Regions from separate parts of the Mus musculus genome. Here regions 1 and 2 are each linked to region 3. A link is a loop called in an ENCODE intact Hi-C map of the cell type or tissue named here. Cell type or tissue: heart. All regions are shown on one strand.

Region 1 (8,000 bases), 62 kb before region 3:
TATTGAAAGACTCTAGAAGATCACTGACCCACACACAGCCTGGTGAAGGAATGAAAAGGCACAAAATCTGGAACCAGACTCACTGGCGGGATTCAAGCATCTGAGTACTTTAACTTTTTGCTTCTATATCTATAAAATGTGAGTTAACAATCACCGGAATGAGAAAAGTGTGTGTATGTGTGTCCCCCCCACAAACCATGCGCTTAATACAACCCTACACACTATACATATACTTAATTTAAGATATGCATAGCTTTTGGTAACTACTCAAAAACATGCATAATAAGAAAAAGAGTGGCTTTTCTATCTGCTATGGTACAAAAGAGTCAAAGAGTAAGAACATGTGACCCATGCTTTGCAGAATTCACAAATGATACAGAGAGATCAGACACATATAAAGAACTTAAGACAATATAATCCCCATATCATATTTCTTGCATTTTTTAACACAATATTTTGTGAAAAGTTGGCAAGTTACGCAGGCTCTGGTCAACTGCTAGAGTGCTTGCCTAGCATGCACGAGGTCCCAAGTTCTACTCTGTCAGTCTCAGAACCTCCTACAAAATTGGGCATAATCCATGTTGGGACCAAGCTGGCTCAGATTCACCTGCCTACCTAAGGCAGGGATGAAAGCATGGACCATGTCAGTCTGCACCGCAGGTTATTAATCACAATTGCAAACAATTTCCTCCACTGAGAGTCCCCTGGTTTTGTTTTGACATGACCACATCACAGGTAATCAGACAGTGGCACCAACTGAGACCCTGTTAAGAGTGTATCCTATACATTATGATACATACCCTGGCAGCATCAGGACCATGTTAGAATGTATCCTACACATGATCATATATACCCCGGCAGCATTCAGTCAATAATACTGCCACTCATGTATTTGTAAGTACTTTATATTAACTGAAAATGTTTATCATAACATTTCACTGTATAGAAAAGCATATGCAAGCTAATGTGGAAACAGAATGTTTTCAAAACAGTGTGTGCCTGGAAACATTAGCCAGATAACAGGCAGACCAGATATATAAACCATACACACATACGCACATACACACACACACACACACACACACACACACACACACACACACACGCCAGAACACAGGCAGACCAGATATATAAATATGTTCTTTGCAGATACATAAAGTAGATCAGATATTTTGGTTAGAAAACTAAAGCCCCAGCATAAGTAGAAGAAACTAATTTCATTCAAGATAAATGACTACTTTCTTACTCTGAATAGGAAAATAATCTCTGGTAAATCGAGGCATACTGGCATGAAAGATATAAGTGCTGAGGCCCAAGCCACTCCCTCTGAGTATCTGCAACATTTCCTAGGCTAGAGCCCAGAAAGCTCTGCAAATCTTTATGTGACTAATGATCCACTAAACAACTCCAGACAAGAGAGACTCAGCTCTAAGTTCTACCTCTTACAGCAGTGAGAAATACTCAACTCAGGAAAACAAAAGTTCCTGGCTACAAGCTCACTCACCATCTTGTACTTATCAAAGTCATCCCACAGACATTAATCCGGGGTTATTTTACTATTGTCTAAAGGCTGAAGAATGCACATGTCATAAATATTTACTGGCTTGATATCTTAATTTTGCAGGAAACAGTTATAAAACTTTTAATGTTTTACCAGCCGTGTAAAACAAAATCCCTTTTCTCAAAAAGTTACAGACATACAGCAAATGATTTAAGTGAGCAAAGAATTTTAAGGTGCAGAACTGGGCAGGTAGCACATACCTTTAATTCTGCAAGTTGGAAGACAGAGACAGTAGGATATATGTGAGTTCCAGACCAGCCTGGTCTACAGCTAGTGATCTAGTGAGCTCCAGGGACAGCCAGGGATACATAGAGATACTATCTCTAAAAACAACAAAACAAAACAAAACAAAACAGCTGTAAAAATAATTTTTAGGGACAACAACAACAAATAAACAAACAATCAGAGCCAGGTGTGACCCACCACACCATACCTGTAATTCCAATATTTGGGAGGCTACAGCAAGGTTGCCCTGGGCTCCATGTTATGTTTTAGGACAGCCTAAACTACAGGGAAGAACACATATTTGGAGATCAACCGACCAAAGCCTTCCATTACCATCTAAAATAACCCTGGGCAGCAAGATGCACTTGACTGCCACACCTGGTGACTGCAGGTTGATTCCTGGGACCCATATGGTAGAAGGAAAAAACACACTACCCCAAGTTCTATTCTAGACTTTACACTCAGGGCCGGCAAACACACACACACACACACACACACACACACACACACACACACACACACACACCAAATCAACATAAGAAAGAAACTATACAAAGGTAAAGTGCTTGGCCAACAGCCTGAGGCTTCTCTCCCTGCCCCCATCAACAGCTCACCCACTGCTGGTTTGCTACTTGCTGAGACATAGTCAGAAAAGATTTTATAAATTATTTGAGGTTTTCTCCTATCTTCTCCACCACCCCCCACTCCTCCTTCTCCCCAACTCCTCTCTTTTCCTTAGAAATTTCTGATTTTCCCGGTCTGTGAGGGGTGGGTTTTATAGAGAGGCCTCCAGCTGAGTTGTGGCATTCCCTAGCTGGGTTGTCTGAATTGCTCTTCCCGGGAGAGGTTTCCTACAGCCACACAGAAAGGCCAGTTTACTCCACAGGGATCTGCTTGAGCTGGTCCTCCACCAGTTGACAGCTAAGAGTCCTAATTTATTGGCAGCCTTTACTATGGAGTGGGAGAGTAAGTTTGTCAAGCACCTGTTCTTGGGTCAACAAGTTAATTACCAGAGAACTTCCATTTGGGGGAAGGTATTCACAACAGTAGCATAGAGCTGCCTGTCACGACACTGCTGCCTTGCACTGAATGAATATACTTCAGTCTTACCTTAGCTGATCCTGAGATAAGTATTGCAAAATAAAGAAACTGGACACAGAACTAACTTGACTAAAAGTCACTGGCTCCTAGGAATGCCCCTGGTGTCTACTGAGCAAGAAGCTAAACAATGATTCATTCCGTGAAGAAAGAGTGTCCCATTCCACAAGCTCTATGTATGTAGCCTGTTCTGTGCCCCACTGAGAATAGTAATAATACAATGGCACACTGGGCGGGTCTTAAAAGGTGGACACACATTACTCAGAAAGCATATGAATAGTGAAACAGAACTAAGAAAGAGTTTAGGTAAGTTATTAAAATCAGCCATGGGCTGGAGAGATAGCTCAGCAGTTAAAAGCATTTGTTGCTCTTGGAGAGGACTTGGGTTCAGTTCCCATTACCAACATGGTGGATAATAACAATCTGAAACCCTAGTTCCAGGGAGTCTGAGCAGCTCTTCTGGACTCCATGGACACTGCATGCACATATATGCACACACACACACATATGCAGAAAGAACAGTGATACACATAAAATGAAAAGAAATAAATCTTTAAGAGCCAGTCAGTCCAACAGGCGTGTTTACACATGCCAGTAATTCCGGCACTTGAGAGGTAGAGGAAAGATTGCTTTCCTGGCACGTGTAAGGCTGCAGGTCTGCTCCCTACACTGACAGGATAGGATAATTAAAATAAGCATCTTGCATTTTCTGCTGTAGGCAATGTAAGTACAATAGTTGGTTTTTACTAGTCTAAACCTAATGCCTACCTGGTTTCAAAGCTCAATTCAACAATTATTCATTGACTATTCTAACATACACATTAATACAAACAGTGTAGATCCTTATTTGTGTCTACCCAGGATGCACTCAGAATGCCCCCACTTGTCTACAGTGTGAATGTGATTATTTGCTTATATTTGCTTCCTGGTTCCCTTACCCTCCACTAGCTCTGAGTACAGCCACACAGACGGAACCTGTTTGCCTGCTGCTCTGGCTCCTGCCCCCTCTACCTGCCAGATACAGAGCCTCTGATTAATCCTTCCACGGCGCTGTGCCCAGCAGAATGACGCCTAAAGTTAACATTCGGACCTCAGAAAGAGTCTGATTTCTTTAAAAAGCTTAGAAAATACAGGAAAAGGAAATAATCTTGTCCACATATCTTCTAACACATCAGCCTGTAGTAGACAGTTTCTATCTCTTACTAGCTTGCTTTTAAAATAAACACCCCTCCAAACAGAACCTCTATCTGTGAGGAAAACCCAAACAGAAGTGACTCCATTTCCAGGTCTGTCCACCACGTGTCCTTTAGTGACTCTGGATGGAAATGTTACTATAAAGAAAGGTTAGAAGACCAGACTTCTTGAATCAAGCTGGGCAGAGATTGGGGGGTACAGCAGAGGGAGGAGAAAGCTGCTCCTACAGTAAAAAAGCCTTCATTTTAGTTTGGCCATGAAATCTCTTCAACCATTCCATAAATTCCAATATTAGACCTTTGAGCTTTCAGATGTTAAGAAATAGTTTATTCTCTAAAGGGCAATTAGAATGAAGTTGGAAAAAAGAAAAAAATCCAATAGAGCAAACTGGCTGGTTCCACCATCTGAGCTCATCACAGAGCCCCAGGCAGCCTTTAACTGGCCCATGGGGAGATAAAAGGGCTTTTCTTGGCTAGAAGTCACAAAACCAAGCTTTCCTTTTGTTGAACAGAAGAATGCCCAGTCAACAATCAGGAAGCAAGCCACAAACTTTCAAGTCTTAAAAGCTTAAGAAATGCTGTTTTAGGAGCTGAGATCCATCTCATTTGGCAGAGGGCTTGCCTAGCATGCACAAGGCACCCCCAACACTGCACTGCCCATCCGTCAAAACGTCGGAGAGACTCAGAAGTTAAAGGTCATTGTTGAATATACAGCATCCCCAAGGCCAGCCAGGGCTACCTAAGACTCTGTCCAAAACACCATACACAGGGTGAGAAAGCTGGTTCATCAGGTAAAGGCGCTTGGCCCCAAGCCTGACAAGCTGCGTTTAATCTCCAGAGCGCCCCCTACAGGAGAGAACTAACTTTCATTAGTGTCTACAACCTCCACTTGCAAATGCTCCCACACTCTCCCCCCATATATAAGCACAACAGAAACAATAAAATAATTCTCAAAGAATAAAAATACTTGTTAAGTAGTTCACTATGAAAAGAGATAAACTATTTTTTTTTCAAATGAATAATGTTTTGAGCTGTGCCTAATGATAAAGGCCTAAAATTCAAACATTTATGAGGCTGAAGCCAGACTGCAGAATAAGGCCAGTCTGGGAAGTTTAGTAGTCCCTGTTTGAAAGTAAAAAGTTAAACTGGTAGCTCAGTGGTGAAACACTCACCTAGCAGCATATCCACGCCTACACAATAGCCTGAGGATGACAAAACAACAACATGCTTTGGTGACAAAGTTTATACTTTAAACCCAACAGTGAATATGAAAGAAGCACTCAACCAAAACAGTTCTTTGCGAGGGTGGCAATGTCCCCTCCTCCCAGGTCAGGCTCTTTAGTAGCCACGTGTCTTGTAATATCATGGCTTTTAGCTATCTCATTCTTTGAATCTTTGCCTAATACAGCTCTTATCTGGGTATACCACTCGCACGGGTGTTTATAAGTTTGCTTTGCTTATAACCCAACTATAAACTTATAACCCAACTAGTCAAACTGGCAGCCAGCCTCTACTGCTATCTCGAAGCCAATGGTTCATGAAAGAAGTTAAAAACAAAGCAAAATAGACAAACAAAAAAACCTGAACCAAATGAGCTATATTATGACCATTTTATTTAAAAACATATCTACAGTAAAAATTCAAAGTAAATTCAGGTACCAGGTCTTGGGTACATGGAGCCTGAGTGGAATTTATTCTTACTAACAAGGTTGCAGTTTTAGGAAGCAGTATCTTTCCTATCACGTGTTCCACCCTCTTTACTCACATACTAATTTTTGTCCATTTCAATAAATAACTGCACTCTCCTAGTTATCAAAGCCAACAACCCTGAAAGCTTTAGGCTTCCTAACACTTTCACCAAGTCTGTATAATTACTGCTCATCTCAACTTCCAAAACCTTATGTCTTTGTATCGCCTGTCTGATTTGCAGCAATACCTCCCTGGCTGCTTCCTAGCTGCCACCTTGTAGCTTGTAGCATGGCAGCTGAAACATGTTATTAAAATGTCTAAGTGTTTCTCCCTAAGATGAATGAGGCACTCAATCCCCAGAACAGGGGTAGGGGGTGTAAGACTCAACCAGACTCTGCTCAGAAGGTTCCCACCCAGAGTCAGCAGGGGCCTTATGATGGCTGGAAACCACAATGCTTGTGCCAGGGTCTCTGCGATCCTATCTTCCTCCCTGTTCTCACTCCAAGCCAGATGCCCAGCCTCCTACGTCCTACGTCCAGACTCAGCGCACATGACGTCAGGGCCTTGCATGTGCTATTCCTAGCATCCAGAATGACACACTCATGTCCTTTACAAGTTGGAGTAATTGTCATTTAATCAAACTACTTAAAATAGAAATGCTGCATTCCTGCCCTTGCCACTCCATACCTCTCTTCCACTGCTTTTTTCCCACCGCAGTTATTGCCAGCTGATATATGATATAATTACTTGTTATTATCTGTCTCGTCTCATTTGAATGTAAATGAATTTCATGAGGGCACAGATTTGTGTGTTCTGCTCTTTGATCAATCCCCCAGTGTCTGAGACTGCCTGACATTGAAGACAGAGACCCTGTCTCCAACCCCCCCCCCCCGCAGCCCCCCAAAAAGACCATGCTTCAACTGGAGGATGGCTCAGCACTTCTTCCTGAGGACTGGGTTCGATTCCTACAACCCACCTGGTAGGTAACTCACAAGAACCATCCTTAACTCCTGTTCCGAGGGAATGACAGGCTTTTCTGGCCTCCATGGGCACTTCACACATGTAGTGCACAAAAACGCACACAGACAAAATACTCATACATATAAAATGAAGTAAGTCTTTTTAAAATAGTAAATAGTAAAAAAAAAAAAAAAACCCAAAAAACAAAACCTATTATAGTTGAAATCAAAAGCTTAAGACAGTAATATTTCTCTTCTAGCACACATGAAGTGAAAGCAGAACTATGTAAAGAACGGGTCCACCCCCAGCACATACAGCATCCTGGGCTTCACTATTGGTCTAGAAAGATTCCCCAGAGGACACAAGGACATGTCTTTAAGAGTGCTCGCTCTCGCTCCCTTCCTCCCTCCCACCCCCTCTTTTTTAGCCATGTAAATTAACAATGCAAGTCACATCAGATGAGAGCTCATACCTGTACTCTCAACATTTGAGAAGCAGGACTGCTATGAGTCCTACCTAGAATGTCTGGGTAAAGACTAAGACTCATACCCTCTCCCCCCCCCCCCGCCATGTCCCCCTAAAATCCCTGCAAGTGACAATAGAACCAGAATATTTACTAGCTTGAAAGTCATCATAAGAGATCATTTGATCAACACTGAAATGGGAAATAATTCAAATCTGTTGAATTGTTTGTAAATTATTACAAATAATGCTTTCATAAATAACTGCCTAGAAAATCACGTACACACCCTTCTTAAAAGGAGGTTCGCTTGGACTGGTTGGAAAAGAGGGGCTGGAAGGGATTTCCTAAACTTGGCAGGCTTCTTCATAGTATGCACTCTGCAGGAGTCCCACCCTCCACTTAGGCTTTCTCAATTTTAACTTCTAAGAGCTAGGAGATGGCTCTGGAGTGGCTAAGGTACTTCTCCTTCAGATGACATGAGTTTGCTTCCCAGCACACATATGGGGAAGCACAGAACTGTCAGTCCAGATCCATGTCCGGCATGCACATACATACATACATACATACATACATACATACATACATAAAATAAGAAACAAATTAATATAAAAATATGGACTGATATGAAACAATGTTTTAGTTACAAACTAAAAGCCATCTTTACATTGAAACATGCTTTAAGACGTGAGCTGTATTCTAAACTTCCCTCAGACAACCCATGCAATCATGAGTCAAGGAAGACTCAGTCCAACACAGCTATATACACTTATGTTCTGTTCTTCCAATGAAGAGGTTACTGACCTACAGTAGG
Region 2 (8,000 bases), 48 kb before region 3:
ACAGAGAAACAAAGCAGAGTGTGCCAAAACAAAACCCCATCTGTATAGCAGGTATTCTAGAACCACATCCCAACTACACAGTTTCAAAACTGTGAATTAAGAGGAAGTGAAGATGCTCATTAATACAAAAGCCCCTAAATTCTTCAACTGCTTCAGAAAGTCACCAATTTTGGCTTAAGTCTCCAATCCATAAGTCCCTAAAATTTTCCAAGAGAAATAAATTGCTTTTAACCCCTACAATAAATAATCTAACGTGATAAATACTGAGCTAACTAAACTTAAATTAGTTCTAAGCATCTCATATTGAAAAATTATGTTGAAAACTACCCACATAATTTTTCAATTTAAAAACAATTCATTTATATAATAAATAAGGTTAATCTTTATTTTTCATTCCATTAGAATAGCATCTGCTTATGTCATAGGACTTTTAATTTCAGGATTAACTAACTTCATTTTGAAACAGCAATAAAACACTATCACGCTGTGTGGACAAATAACCATGGTTCTAGGCTTAAGCACAGACAAGTACAGTGCTGTGTTACAAATGGGCTACACAGTTGATGCGACACTCTGCAGAGAGCTATCTAGCACTAGTTTCTTGTACGTCAGCTTGCTTCCTATTTCTAGAGGCCCAGTGTAATTTGGATGTGGTTTTAAAGAATGTCCCTCAAGCTCCTGTGTTATAAGATTGCCCACCCCCACCCCCAGCTTAGCGATGTTACAAAGTCACAGGCTTTAGGAGGTAGGTCATCCTGGAGGTGCTGGCTTTGGAATAGACTTGTGTTGGTCTACCATACCCTAGTTTCTCTCTGGCGCTCCTCCTCACGTGTGGCAGCTCCCTCTTGCACAAGCTCCGGTTGTGATATCATCCACTATTAGAGAGAGGCTCTTACCAGAGACTAAACAAATCACTGTGTGATCCAAGCTGTGAGCTAGCTAACTTTTCTTTACAAGCTTCTATGTAATAGCATTTCATTACTCAACACAAAACACCCTCAGACATGGGCCTCAAACTTACAAGCTTTCTCCAAGTCGTGTGCACTCTCTTCACAGAAAGCAGCAACACTTGTTGCTGGAGAGTCAAATCAAGGTGCTTCTACCACAAGAGCCAAGCTTAACTCCATGCTTATAAAAAAACAATTAACACAGAATAGATTTTTAACTCATTCCAAAGTTTACCAGGAAAATTTGTAACTCCAAATATCTCTAAGGAAAGACATATACAACTACCTAACTACACATTAGCTATATTGAATATCTGGCTATATATTAAACCTCTCCCACTTTTTAATTCCCAAATTCAATACTTGACACTTATTTGTCTATAGGATTTTCATAGCTCTCACTTAATGTTAGATTCACTTTTTATCCACAAGTGACTGCACAATCTAATCTATAGCAGCAAGGACACTCTACTTTCAGATATCAACAAATTTTCTAAGCTCCTGGCTTCCCTGGGGCTGCTGCTGGGCGAACTGGGTCAGAGAATGCTTACCAGGCCAGTGCCATCAGTTCGCTCCATCACAGGGGCAGTGAATATAAGACAAAATCTACATGGGCCATTAGCTGAGCTTGTAATGAAATAGTTCCACAGAATAAGAAATGGACAGCCGGGCATGGTGGCGCACGCCTTTAATCCCAGCACTCGGGAGGCAGAGGCAGGTGGATTTCTGAGTTCGAGGCCAGCCTGGTCTACAGAGTGAGTTCCAGGACAGCCAGGGCTATACAGAGAAACCCTGTCTCGAAAAACCAAAATTAAAAAAGAAAAAGAAATGGAGGAAAGTGTCAGTAAAGAACACCAGTCCACGTACCATCTCAAAACAGATGTGGTGCCTCTATTACTGACTGCATTCTCCACTGTTCCAAGTGATGTTAACGGAAAAGGGGAAACAAGAAACAAAATACTCACATAATAAAGAACTCTTTCGACACAAACTAAAGAAATAGCACTAAACCATAGACTCTGCTTTATAATTCAGCCACAGTCACTGCACTCTCTCTGATCTGAACTATGAGCAATGCCCAGTCATTCTAGAAAAATATTTCAAAACATTACTTTAAAAGAAGTAAGCAGAAATGGAGACATGAATTGAAACCTTACAACATTTTCAAGTAATAATTCAAAATTATGATGAGAGGAGAGGCAGTGAAGGTGTAGGAGAACTTTCCAGCATCATGCCTGCTAGCAAGGAGCTGGAAAAACAACATTGTGATAAGAGCAGGAGCCCTTGTAGACTTAGAACTGTGTTGGCGATATGATTCAATGATAGATGAAGCCCACCAAAGCCCTGGGTTTGATGTCCACAGTCACAAGAAATGATAAATTAGTAAGTTGGTTAATTTAAAAGTTGGGCATGGTGGTGCATGCCTATATGCGCAGTACTCAGGTGGCTGAGATAGGATGGGCCAAAGTTCTAGGTCTACTTGGGCTACAGAGTAAGACCCTGTCTTAATACACAACAAGCAATAATGTTTGTTAGAGGTGTCAGCTCAGTGGTGGCATGGCTACCTTACACATATGAAACCTGGGGTTTGATTCCCCAGCATAGGAGCCATAAACACACACACACACACAGATTTTAGGAGGAAAATCCCATGTGACATCCTCATGAGTCAATGAGAGGGATCTTGAAATGGCACCAGTGCCCTAGATGAGACAAACATGTCCAGCTCGGGATCAAGGAGGGAGCATGAGAGCACACAGCTCCTGCGTGTGCGCCCCACGACGTCACAGGGGCAGTGGTCCTAGTTCTGTGGCTGCTCAAGTTTGCAAGCCTAGACCTCCTCCCAATCCCGAGCAGACTCAAGGGAGGCCAGTGAGAAGGGAAGAGAGGCCAGGGAGGGAATATAGGTAAGACCCTCTATTAAAACAAAAGGAGGCAAAGAACTAGCAAGATGGCTCAGTGGGTTAAAAAAAGGAAGAAAAAAAAAAGTAAAGCAAAAAAAAATCTTAAAAATTAATATTAAAAAAATACTATGCTTGTTTCAGCAGAACTTTAAATAGCTCCTATTACTTGAGTACACAGAGGTGGTAAGAGAACTTCAAAAACCAGAATGCTGTTACTAAGCCCCCCCAAATTAAGCTCATTTCTTCTGATAAAATCATCTGCATGGACAGGCTGGAGGGGGCAGAGGTAACAAAGTCCTCATGTCGTGCCATACACTTGATATCTCAGCATTCAGCAGGCACTTAACATGACCACAGGTTAAAGGTCAGCCAGGCCTACACAGGGAGAACCTGTGTCAAAACACCAATGATGACCGATGGCAGGGACAGACAGATGGTCTGACAGATGATGGACAGACAGGGTTAATTGACTGACTGATTGACTGATTGCCTACCTCTTTTCATGCTATAATTACAGAAACAAATAACTTAGTTTAAAGATAGCTGGGTGCGGCCTATCAGAGCAGACTAGTAACAGCAATGACAGCAAGATCCTTCCTGTGCCACATCCTATCCAGTGCATGCTTGGCCTCAATGCAATGGAAGAGACTGCAAATGCTTGGAGAGAGCCCTTCGAGAGCTCTAGGAGCTAAAAAAGGAGAGCTCAGAAGCTGGGCACTGAAGGCCCTAGAAACACTACAACTCTACGAAATGTCCTCTGAGACAAAGGTTCAAAATCAGAGTGTGCTATTTATTCACAAGATGCCTAGGGCAGGAAAGGAAGGCTTGCTGTAGAAAGCATTAGTCACCATGTCACCGGATTCTAATCCAGAAGGCCAATACCCAGACAGAAGGAGGAGTGAAGGGAAAGCCCTGCACAGATTGGGGCAGAGGAGATAGGTAGGGAGCACCAACCAGGAAGACTATCCAAGTTCCCACAGAGCTACCCAAATCTGAGTCCTCCCACTGTCCTCTCACTGTGCGTGAGAAGCTGGGTCGGGAGCAGTTCTGTGTGACTGAGGAGTGTGGACGAGAACTCGTGTCTACAAAGACTGACTGATAAGAACTGCAGGACTGTGGAGTGGTTCAGAGACTATTACTTTATCTTAGGCTAGGTCTTCAGAACAGGCAGCCAGGGCTGGAGAGATGGCTCAGTGGTTAAGAGCACTGACTGCTCTTCTGAAGGTCACAAGTTCAAATCCCAGCAACAACATGGTGGCTCACAACCATCTGTAATGGGATCTGATGCCCTCTTCTGCTGTGTCTGAAGACAGCTACAATGTACTTACATATAATAATAAATAAATCTTTAAAAAAAAAAAGAAAGAAAAGAAAATCAGCTTTAAAAAAAAAATTAAAAAACAGGCAGCCATACCTTGTTCACCCCTGCGTCTGAACTAACATCTTGTGATTAATATATAAAGGCCTTTTAGAATCTATTAACTTAACAAACGACAAGATTCCACCAACACATAAACTAAGAATGCCATCAGATAGCCTCTTAGCCCCCCATCCTGTATAACTGCTTCTCTGATGTACCCACCAGTTTATTCTAAACTTGTTTTGATTTATGCCTTCTTTGTTCTGTAGAACTATGGAACTCCGTGAAACTGCTTCCATGTTGAAATATAGAATCTGGGGTACCTAACTCCTGTTCCCAGGCTATGTCACTCAAAATTGTTCCAGAAAAATCTATCTCTTCTTCCCTTTGAGATGAAAGCTGCTAATAAGGCCAGGGTGCCACCTCCTGCCTCTGTTTCTCAGATATCCTGTCTCCATTACTCTCCTTTCAGACTCTTCACATAAAGACATATATGTTGTGATTAAGCAACTTTTAGAGCCTGGCAATTGTGGTGCACACCTTTAATCCCAGCACTGGGTAGGCAGAGGCAGGTGGATCTTTGAGTTCTGGGCCAGCCTGATCTACATAATGACTTCCATCACAGCCAGGGCTACACAGAGAAACCCTGTCTACACAGAGAAACCCTGTCTTGCTTTGGAGTTGGGGATGATTCACAGTACTTATATACTTATGTATAGGATAAAAAAAACCTCAGATAAACCACAAGAGTATTTAGGCTAGAAAAGGAGAGGATCAGGAAAGATATATGAGGTCTGTCTGCATGAAGCTGCCATTTTTATGGTCAAAAATAGTCAAATATCAATAAGTTTACAAAGTGCAAATGAGTGACTAAGGGAGCATATTTTATATTTGGAAAGCCGTCCTGAAGCAGATGACTCTGCGGCTGCACTGGAAAGCGCCAGAAGAAACAAGGTTCAGAATCAAGGCAAGGATGCCCTGTGCCAAGCAGGGCAGTCACAGTGGGAGGCAGAGATGTGCAAATGCCTCGCCCCTCCAAAGACGGTCCCTTTCCAGAATGTTCTATAAGCTCTTGTCCACTGAATCAAAGCACGTACTGGTGAGGTGGGTTGGTTTTGTCTGTCACAATAGAAAAGACAGGGTAGATGTGAATGGGGTCTGTTCTGAAAGAGGACAGGGCCAGACAAATTCTGGATGGCAAAGAAATATCTCCAGCCCACCCTCTGTAGAACCCAGATGTGCCTTGGCCATAGCCAAAGCCAACAAACATCTGCAAGCAGGAATCGGGAGCTCTGCAAGCAACTGTTCAGTCCCATGTGCTGCAGGATGGAAGCACTTACTGCACCACTGACAGGCTGCACGGGTGACCATGGGTAGGCAGTTTAGGGCAGCAGTGAGTGAGGAATAGGGGGCTCTGAAGACGGAAGCACCATGGCCACTGAGCTTGGCTCATCTGGGATTGTTCACAGGAGAGTTAAGGGATAGAGGAAGGTGGAAGGAGACTGAATGATAATCGAGGGGTGGCAGGAAGGCAGGGCGCTCACTTTCCTGACTCTCAATTTCTCCTCTCTTCCTTCTTCCTACCTTGCTGCCTGTCTTCTCCGCTCTCCACTGAGGCGGTACCAACCAGAACTACCATTTGGCTTAGACTAAATGGGAAGGCATTGTGAACATGTCTGAAATACCATACCCAGACCCCCTCAAAAACATATACATATATTGTCACTTCTTCTTTTTTACTTCTTAGACAAGGTAATGGATTATAACCCACATTAAAAAAAATGTCTCGTTAGTTTTATTAAAACTCAGCTTTCACCATGGTCCTCTCCCTCAACACTGTTAGAAAACATCAATGTGGCTTTGTTCTCTCTATAAAGAAAACCCCCTTGGCTCCTATGTGCGCAGGGCAACAGGAGGGTGTGTGTAAAAAGAGCTGAGGTGTGGGACTGTGGCATTTCAATGAGTGGGGAGGAATGATCCACCCAGGGTGCCAGCAATGCGATGTGATGGCGCGATGTGATACAGCAAGGACCGGCCGGAGAGGATTTTAAAATAGTGACAATGAAGTGTCTGCTTTTTCTTATTACCCTACACCTGCAGTTCTAAACAATTATGACTCCTGCTACTGAGGCTGACGGCTGGAACATGAGATAGGGTCCGTGGCCCACCACTAATGCTTAGCTGCCATATTAAACACTTTTAACCCTCACTACAACCAAAAGCAGAAGCTTGGGGAGATTAAGTTGAACGAGGAAATGGGGGTCTATTCTGGGTACCTGATTCCCAAGTCTGTATGTTTACCCCGCAAGTAACACCCTCTCAAGGAAAGTAAGCAGAAGGCAGGAGAGGCCCTGGGATGCTGAGCTGGGATGTCATCTTCCATTAGCCTACTTTCTTCCCTTCTCCATCAGTCAATCAGCACCTGACTGACTACAGCTCTGAGAACATTCTTTTACATTACTAATTTAAGGCCTATTTCTTGACAGTTTCCCTAGAGCGCAGGCAGGTTAACTCTGTCACACAGACAGTCACTGTGGCCTGAGGCGATCATCTCTCACCGTAGACAGGAACTGTGAAAACGCAGCTCGGGAAAACAGTTTGGAGTCCTGGGTGTTCATTTTAATGGGCAAGGACATCTTTGTCTTCATGTACCGTCAAAATTCCCACGATGGAACATTTATTTTTCTTAATTGCTTTAATTTTAGGCTAGCTATGCTTTTTACTGGAAGCCACCATACTGAGAAAATGCAGAATGTAGCTGAGAAAGAATACATTCCTTCATTTGCTAATATTTTACAACTGTGTAAATCTTATTTCCTCTCCCCAGTGTCTCCATGTAGGAAGTAGAATTTTAAGTCAGAACCTTCAAACTCTGGTGAGGACTGAATTCCTCTAATAATATACAATTCTCAGACTACAAAAGTCTCAACAGAAAGCTTGGCTATGAGGCACTTGGGGACTAGAATAAAGTCTCTGCCTACCTCTGAAAAGAGAAGAGATTAGCACAATAAAATTAACTTCGCAGAGTTACCATCTGAAGCAAACATGCCATGGAGGAGGAGGACAGGTGCAGAGGTGCACAGCTCTGTTCCCTTCCACATGTGAAACTTGTCTAGGCCTGAGCTTTCCAAAACTGGACATCCTGGCAGATACACTGGCGAAACGCAAGAATCAGACAGCGAGGTAGGCAGGCAGTAAGCAAGGGATTCCCAGAGGAAGCCCGGAAGCCAGGAGTCTTGTCCGTGGCAGGGAGACCTTGGTCAACCCCTGTCCCCTCCAGCAAGAGCAGGGTCAGGCTTTTGAAGTCAGAAGGCTGTGGCTGGGGCAGTAAAGGTATCCTGCCAACAAACCTGATGACCTGAGACCTCAGGAATCCACACGGAAGACGGAGAGAGAACCTGGGCAGGTGTGGTGGAAGGCGACAAGGGCAGGTGGATCTCCGTGAGTACTAGGCCAGCCTTAGCTACATCGGAAGACTCTGTCTTTAAAGAGAGGGTGAAAGAATGTTGACAAGCTGTTCCCTGAACTATGAATTGTCACATACAAAATAATGAAATGTAATTTCAAAAAATATTTTAAGGGGAAGGTGGTTAGAAACTGATGCCTTTATTACAACTCATAAAGGTTATAAGTTCTTGAAAGTTACAGTTCTTGAGGAGGCGAAATGACCTCATAAGAGGCCCCCTAGGAGCAAAGACCCACAGTTCTTTAGTAATACGCCAGAGAATTGTGCCAATTGTCAATGAGCTTGGACCTTGAACTTCCAATGAGACTGCAGTGCTAGCTTAT
Region 3 (8,000 bases):
TAACTAAATAGTTGTTATTCTTCACCAACTGGCAACATTCGGTATTTCCAAAGCACTTCAGTTAAGGGCAACACCCGGGGAGATGCAGCCTCACTGTGAAGGGGAAGGAATCTATAGCCCCCTCCCCAAGGCCAGCCTGTGATTGCTGCTTGCTTCTCTGAATTTTTCTCAAAACAACAACATCATCAAAAGACACCTGTGTGATTTCTCTTCCAACTGTCCAGGGTCCTTAACTGAGGCTTGAGGTTGAAGCAGACATAAAATGCTTCCAAGATTGCTGAGTCTCTGAAGCACCGAACAGGACCGGTGACACACACACCTTTGATCCCAGCACTCTGAAGACAGTGGCAGGTGGATCTCTGGGAGTTCCAGGCCAGCCTGATGAACATACCTGGTCTACACAGGGAGTTCCAGGCCAGTCAGAGCCAACAGTGAGACACTACCTCAAAAATGAAGCTCTGGGACTCTGAGACTGCTCATGTGAAAACCTGAGTTTGATCCCTGGATTTCACCATGCAGAGAACCAAGCTATTCTTCGATTTATGTGCATGCCACACTTACACGTGCACAATAATTAAAATCTTTTGTTTCTAAAATTCATTTTTTATATGTAAGTGTTTACTGTGGAATGTGAGGGTCACACTGGGGCGTGTGTGGAGGTGAGAGGACAGCAGGCAGCAATCAGCCCCTTCCTACCCTGTGAGCTCCCGGGATTGAACTCCAGTCATGAGGCTCGGAGGCAAGTGCCTTCACATACTGAGACACGTCACTGGACTGTGATCTGTTTTTTTTTTTAATGTACTCTGTGGGCATTTAGCTTAAAAAAAATCTTTCTCTACAACTTTAAACGTGTTTCTCAAAAAATATTTTTTAAAGATTTATTTTATGTATATGGGTACACTGTAGCTGTCTTCAGACACACCAGAAGAAGCCTTTAGATTCCATTACAGGTGGTTGTGAGCCACCATGTGCTTGCTGGGAATTGAACTCAGGATCTCTGAAAGAGCAGTCAGTGCTCTTAACCCGCTGAGCCATTTCTCCAGCCCTCAGAAAATATTGTAAATCACAATCTAAGTCATGCCTTTAACATGAATACAACCTATCTCAAAAAAAAAAAAAAAAAAAAAATCTAAACATGAGGACCTGAGTTTCCAGAACCAGAGGTAAAAACCCAGAAGCAGGATCTAGCACAAGTGTACTCTCCGGATGCCAAAAGCTAAGATAGGAAAGAGTGTGAGTTCGAGGCCAGCCTAGGCTGCTACAGGTTCCTGGCCAGCCTAAATTTGCAGAGTAAGACACTGTCTCAAACCCTACTCCAGCCCCACAAACTTTCTAAACTATCCTGGTAAATTCATTTGTTAGTAAAGGGACACCGTCAAGCAGAGACAAAAGGCAGGCCCTGCTCCCCACCCTTAGAAATAATCAGGTCCTAGAACTCAGACAAGCAGACTCTAACCTGTGGCCAGCATCACATCCACAGAATGACCCATTCTCCCATAAGCATACACTGACTTATTATAAAATCTGAGTTGGGTAAAGCACTGTGCACCAAGGCAACACACGATGGCCACTCCCCCCCCAACCCCCCCAGCATCCTTACTTAAGGCCCAGGGCCTGTTTCATCTTTGTCCATGTAGTAACCTGGCAAATAGGAAAAAGGACTTACGTACTTTGTTTTGGTTTTTAATTTTTAAAGGAGTAGGTTTTATCTCTTCATTGTTTTGCTTTGCTTTTTGAGACAGGGTCTCAAGTATAGAGCCCAAGCTGGCCCTGAATTTGAATAAATCAGGCTTTGGCCTCCTGACAGCTGGGATTATAGTTATGCCCCGCCACTCCCAGGTAAGGAGGCTGGTTTGAAAAGTTAACTAATATTGACCATCTACACCAAAAGTAATCTATGCATCCTTTGAAGCCAGGCACCTATAGAGGAATGATCAGAGATGCCGCATTGCTGGTATTAAAGACAGGACAGGAACCAAGGGCAAACCAAGCAAACAGCCTAGGAGCTGGGAACAGAAGCGAGGAAACGAGGCTCAGCTAGAAAGTCATGCTGCTGTCATCCTCTACCGTGGTAAGAACTGTGTTAGACTTCCTAACCACAGAACCAAAGAATGACTGCAAGGCTTTAAATGCTAAGTGGATGTGAACAAAGCAGCAATGGAAAATTCAAACACACTGAACCAAAGGTTAGTCACATGGCCTCAAGCCTGCACTGAGCACTTACTAGTCACAAAGGGGAGAAGGGCTTCGTCTACAAAGGAAGATCTGGAAGCTGAAAATGTACCTCTGTGGTGTAAGGCTTGTATAGCATTCAGGAAGCCCTGTGTCCAAATCTCCAGGGAAAGTATCAGCTCCAGATATCCTACAGGACAACTCTTCAAAACTGGCAATGTCTCCAGAAATAGCAAAAAGGTTGTTCTCTGCTAAGAGTCATTATGACCAAATGCCACTTGTGAACTTTGCTGAGTCCTAAATCAAGTTATAAATAACATTAAGACTCGTTTGAGAAAATACAACTCTTGGTAAACCCTCTGGCTTCACTTTTGAAGTGTTTACGTGAGTGATGGTGCTGATCTATACAGGAGGTCGTTTTCTTTTTCTTTTTTTTTTAAAGATTTATTTATTTAATATATATAAGTACACTGTAGCTGTCTTCAGACACTCCAGAAGAGGGAGTCAGATCTTGTTACAGATGGTTGTGAGCCACCATGTGGTTGCTGGGATTTGAACTCAGGACCTCTGGAAGAGCAGTCGGTGCTCTTAACCACTGAGCCATCTCTCCAGCCCAGGAGGTCGTTTTCATTCCTCGCTAAATATTTAAGAATGTAACATAATGATGTCTGCCATTTATATTCCAATAATTCATCCAAACTTATCTTCTGTTTGACTTCTTTGTTATTGTTTTGTCTTAAAACAGAGTCTTTCTCTATAAAACTCTGCAGTCCTGAACTCATGTCTGTAAATCAGGCTGGCCTTGAAGGCAGATCCACCCTCCTCTGCCTCCCAAGTACCAGAAATTAAGGGTTTGAGCTACCAAACTAAGCTCAAAAATTATACATATACACATTCATTTATTCATTTTCTCTTTCTTTCTAGAAGAGAAAGAAAAGGTATAGTACTAACAGTTGTTGAAAGAATGTGGCATGTATCATTCAGACAGTACAACTTTTTAAATTACAAAGGTAAGGAAGAAGGCGTGCCCTGGATCCCTCCACTACCCACCTTTCTTCCCAGGTCCCTTACATACTGCCCAGGGTGCAATGAACAGCTGGTGTTCTTCAGCTGGCCTCCACACTTCCACAAGCACATACTATTTGCTGCGGGTTTACTCACAATTCAAGCTCAATAGCTAAAATCTGATTTTGTTATAAGAGAGAAACACATGACTAAAATTCCAGAAAAACAGGTCAACCATGAGGACAGAGTCATCTTTGACGACCTTATTACAGGGATTAGTTTGTGCCTTCTTCTCTTCTGCCATTTCTCTTGTTCCATATAATCTTTACATTCTTATTTTGAGCTTCATCCTTTCTATTTATGCCTGGAGAGAGAGTCACAAGCACGGCAGGAAACTGGACAAAAAACAGGACTGGTGGCATCAGGAGCTACTACAGAAACCACACCGCCTTTGGCTCCCAGCCCTAGTACTGGGAAGATCACAGGCAGCCTGGACCCAGGCTCTCCTCCTTCTCCCTGCACTCCATATGGCAGCTGTCTGACATCAAAGAAGGTGGGAGAGATTCTCTACATTCTCCAGACTGTTCCCACTCCTTCCCTTGAATTGTGGAAGAATCCATGATGTCTCAATCAGCCCTTCCGCAATCCCTCCTTTCCTGAATGCTAAGAATGCTTAACCCCAAGTGAAGGGCTGCAGAGCAGAGGAGCAGCAGCAAGGAGGACTAACAGCAGGCCTCCCCGAGGAGGGAGAACACCAGCTAAATGTCACATGCCTTCCAGAATAGCACCAAGGAATAAAAACTGAACTTGTAAATGAAATTAGGTTGCTCTTTTGAACTGCCAGTCTAGCTAGACAGGAAAAGGCCCAGCATGGTTTCTATGAGTGCCTATGCTGTTCTTAATAGGGAGGACACAATCAAGCCAAAGCAAACATCTGTTAACCAGTCAAGTCTGTTAATGAAACAATACTGCAGCTGGTTTATCAAAGATCAAAAGTGGAGCAAATTAGGAAAGGGATGTTTGAACAAAGATGGTTTCTGAAGAATAGCAGCTCAAGAATTTTAAACCCACTTGTCAAATTAACACAGTTCCCTCCTGGATCCCCTCGGAGCACTGATCAGGGTTTGCCCTGACCTCTGTAGAGACCAGCTTCGGTTTAATCCAACGTTGTTTCATCTAATACTTCTTTCTGTCTCATTCCACACTCTCAAAAACATAACCTTTCATAAACAAAATACAATGTACGCTGTGCACTACATCACAGCCTACTAATTACGATGTTTACTTTTATAAAGATCAACAACAATAGGCAGTTTCCCAGTCCTGGCAACTTCGCAGCAAAGTGTTTCCTACCCACGCAGAAGCATCAGTGCACGGCAAGGCCACCCCTTCCTCTGAGGCACATGGACCAACTTCCTGCCACTGCCTGGAAGCAGCAAGAGCACCCACATGCAAACACGCACGCACTTTCCTCCCGGTCTTGCAGACAGAGTGCCATCAGCAGATTACATGGCTGGCTCATTTGCTAACTCTTATCTGGTAAGCTAATTGCTGTTTATGTGAAATATTAATGGATAGGAGAGATGAAAGGCCCGAGAAGATTTCAGATTCCTATTTTAAATCTTGGTGTGACTGGAAAACAATTTTACCAAATCTACTCTAGTTTAATGTTCAAGACTTAAAAAATGAAGCATAGAAACACAACAAAATCATGGATTTTTACAAGCAAAATTGTCATCTCAATGATAAAAACAATTATATCTCCCATGTGTTAGTGATAACATACAAAGATAAAATAGATTTAAAAAAAAAACACAACAACTCAGACTTCCATTTTGAGAACATTTAAAGTGTATCATCTGCTGAAGTCTGGAGGAAAAAAATAAAAATAAAATCTTTGCCATTCAAGATAAAATCAGAATAAATCAGCAAACAACACATAACTGTTAAAATAACCTCAAAGCTAAAAATACTGACTTTCTTGGTACTAAAAGTATCACAGCGTAGGAACAAGGCTCCGTAGGAGTTTTTGCCTAATGAGCATAAGGTCTTCTATTCTATTCCCAGCAACACACACGCGCGCAGTTATAAAGTCATGTAGGTACAGAGAGTACAAGTATCAATTCCTCAAAGTTGGTGCTCCTCAGGACAGGATTAGTGTTGTGGGAAAGGCATCAAAAACATCAAGCACACCTAAGATCTAAAGAGTTACAGGAATGTCCACCACGCCCTCTACAATCAAACCTTCCGACACGACGCTGTTGCTCTCCAGAAGCTACTTCAAGAAGCCTAGACAAGTTCTATCTTGATAACAGTTCAAAAGTAGAACAAGCTGCCATGCTTCAAGTGCAATAGAAAGACCCAGTCACTCACTTCATCTTCCGCTTGACCTGGCTGCCTAGCTGGAGAAGTCCAAGAGCTCCGCGGTGACTGGACCGGTACTGCCCAACGGCAAAGGCTGCCCTGGCGCACTGCACCCTTCTAAAGAACTTCTCGAGCTTAATTACAGGAACAACAGGATCCACAAGCTTGCTTCCCTGACCTTGGAACTGTGAGCATTGATCCACCTGATCTTTTACACTGTAATAGGTTTCACCATTCTAAAACCGACTTTTTATCCATGTCAATGCCAAAATTCAGAGAATTTTGAAAAGCATATTTCATAATATTTAAGGCTGTATATTCAACTTCCAGTTGGATACATATAGCTAAATATTCTTTGAGAACAACGAGTCTTTGATACAAAGCACATGAACTGAAGTCAACATAAAAAGACACTGACTGGGACTCTAATTGAGACCCTTCACAAAGTACCAACTAAAAAATTCCCAGAGGCAAGATGAGGGATAAGGGGTTAGAGAAAAGAAAGCAGCAAAAACAATGTAAAATGTAAAATCTGTGGTCTGGTGACTGAATCTGACATAGGATGGGACTGTGTCTCTTTTCTTTTCTCTTTCTTTCTTTCTTTCTTTCTTTCTTTCTTTCTTTCTTTCTTTCTTTCTTTCTTTTTTTGAGACAAGTTTTCTCTGTGTAGCCCTGGCTGTCCTGGAACTCACTCTGTAGACCAGGCTGGCCTCAAATTCAGAAATCCACCTGCCTCTGCCTTCCCAGTGCTGGGATTAAAGGCGTGGCCACCATGCCCGGTGGGACTGTCTCTCTGCACAGGAATCCTTCACAAGGTCACACCGCCCTGCCCACAGTGCCCAAACACATTTCGGGGGGGGGGGGGGGGGGGGCATGACAGTGTCACATGATCTTAGCACTTGGGAGGCTGAGGCAGAAGAATTAGGCCAGCCTGGGCTACATAATATATCTGGAGTTCCCCTACTTTACAGTGCACTGGAAATACACAAAGATTTGACCTTCAATAAATTTTAGGATGATACTCTCAACAAAGTGAAATACTAAGGAATCTGCTTAAAATTGAACTAAACTGACTTTATAAAAATGCTAAAGCCCAGATGTGCAAATGGAATCTTACTGCTACAAAGTGTGATAACTGAAGTCTCTCAGAATATTTGACTTTCCAAAGTCCTCATAATCTGACCTAATTGAGCTTTACCACTTTTAATGAGAAACATTAATACTATCCTTTAGGAGTTCCCGTGCCCAGTCAAAGATAAAGTTTTATCTTCAGTGGTTTAATTCATTTTCCTATCATCTCAGCAGAGAAAGGTTTCTTAAATAAATATCAAGACTTTCATGCTAAGAAGGGAGAATAGTGATCCCTGATTAGAATTCCAGAGTCTCAGAAGAGCTGACGTACATGCCAGGAAGCCGAGGCCTCCTATGTTAGCTTCCACTGTGCCCCTCCTGCACAGGAGTGAGGATGCTGTTAAATCTAATGAGGCACAGACTTCCCTGCTGCATTTCCAGTTTGATGATATTATAAACCGCACTTGCTTGGGGAAAAAAAAAAAAAGTAAGAAGCCCATCCCAACTACCAGATTTCAAATGCTGGCAGTCTATTTGCTGGAGGAAAACTGTTTCTGACCTACTGAAGAACTGCAAGAGAGACCTCCACCATTCATGAATAGCCCCGGGGCTGACTAAGATACCGCCCAGAACAAATGAGCCCTGGACTCAGGACTATCTGGGTGGACTCTCAGCCTGACTGTTCACCAGTTCTACTGACCTTGAACAAAAAGCGTCCGCTTTGCTCTGCAGTTTTTCCATCTGCAAAAAGTAGGGCACCGATCTACCTCTCTTCCAGTAACTATGAGTCAGGAGCTAAGTGCGAACTACTTGGAAGACACCAGCATTTACGCTTACAATACATTAGCTGCTATTTTTATTTTCTCTTTTACAATGACATTCAACTTCTCAAAGGTAATCACAATAACAGCTTCTTTAAAAGACTATTTTATCAAACTATAGTTAAGACTGCACCATCCTGGAACAGTCTCCATTCACATCCTAAATTCTGCCAAGCACGCAGACATACCTGAAATTCCAGCTCTATTGAGGCTAAGGTAAAAGGACCAAAATTCAAAGCCAGCCTGGGAAACTAAGTGAAACCTTGTCCCAATATTTTTTTTTTTTTAAATGAAATCGGGGATGGAGCGATGGTGCAGTGGGTATAGTACTCACCTCACAAGCACGAGAATCTGAGTTCAGATCCCCAGCACTCAAGAAAACAAGGCTGGCTACAGTGGGTGCCCGTCTGGAATCCTATCTCTGAGAAGGTGGGTATATTACTTGGCAGCCCATATAGCCAGTGACAAATCCTATCTCAAAAATTACAGTGGAGAGCAATAGAGGAAGACATCCAACATTTAAAAAGAAAGCCAGGGATGGTGGTGCACACCTTTAATGCCAGCACT

What was found. Hi-C counts contacts between places; a loop is a spot of excess contacts. Peaks named below come from ENCODE experiments on the same cell type or tissue, not always from the same donor. Only the 100,000 strongest peaks of a DNase experiment are listed, where the experiment ranks them.
Region 1: it touches region 3 in a loop (1.8-fold over the local background); 2 of 42 quality-filtered maps call a loop at or near these places.
Region 2: it touches region 3 in a loop (2.2-fold over the local background); 2 of 42 quality-filtered maps call a loop at or near these places.

The regions. Positions count from the first base shown.
Region 1 is chr14:21,581,558-21,589,557 of GRCm38, reverse strand. The region is part of intron 2 of Kat6b (K(lysine) acetyltransferase 6B); the gene reads right to left. Among named protein-coding and RNA genes, the nearest start is that of Kat6b, 86 kb to the right of the region's middle. In heart, a CTCF peak has its summit at 4,924 (motif pointing left); a DNase peak (open chromatin) is centred at 6,287; H3K27ac peaks cover 335 bases.
Region 2 is chr14:21,567,756-21,575,755 of GRCm38, reverse strand. All of the region lies in intron 2 of Kat6b (K(lysine) acetyltransferase 6B), which reads right to left. Among named protein-coding and RNA genes, the nearest start is that of Kat6b, 72 kb to the right of the region's middle. In heart, no CTCF peak of the experiment used is centred here; no DNase peak of the experiment used is centred here.
Region 3 is chr14:21,520,025-21,528,024 of GRCm38, reverse strand. The region is part of intron 2 of Kat6b (K(lysine) acetyltransferase 6B); the gene reads right to left. Among named protein-coding and RNA genes, the nearest start is that of Kat6b, 24 kb to the right of the region's middle. In heart, no CTCF peak of the experiment used is centred here; a DNase peak (open chromatin) is centred at 4,584; H3K27ac peaks cover 3,031 bases.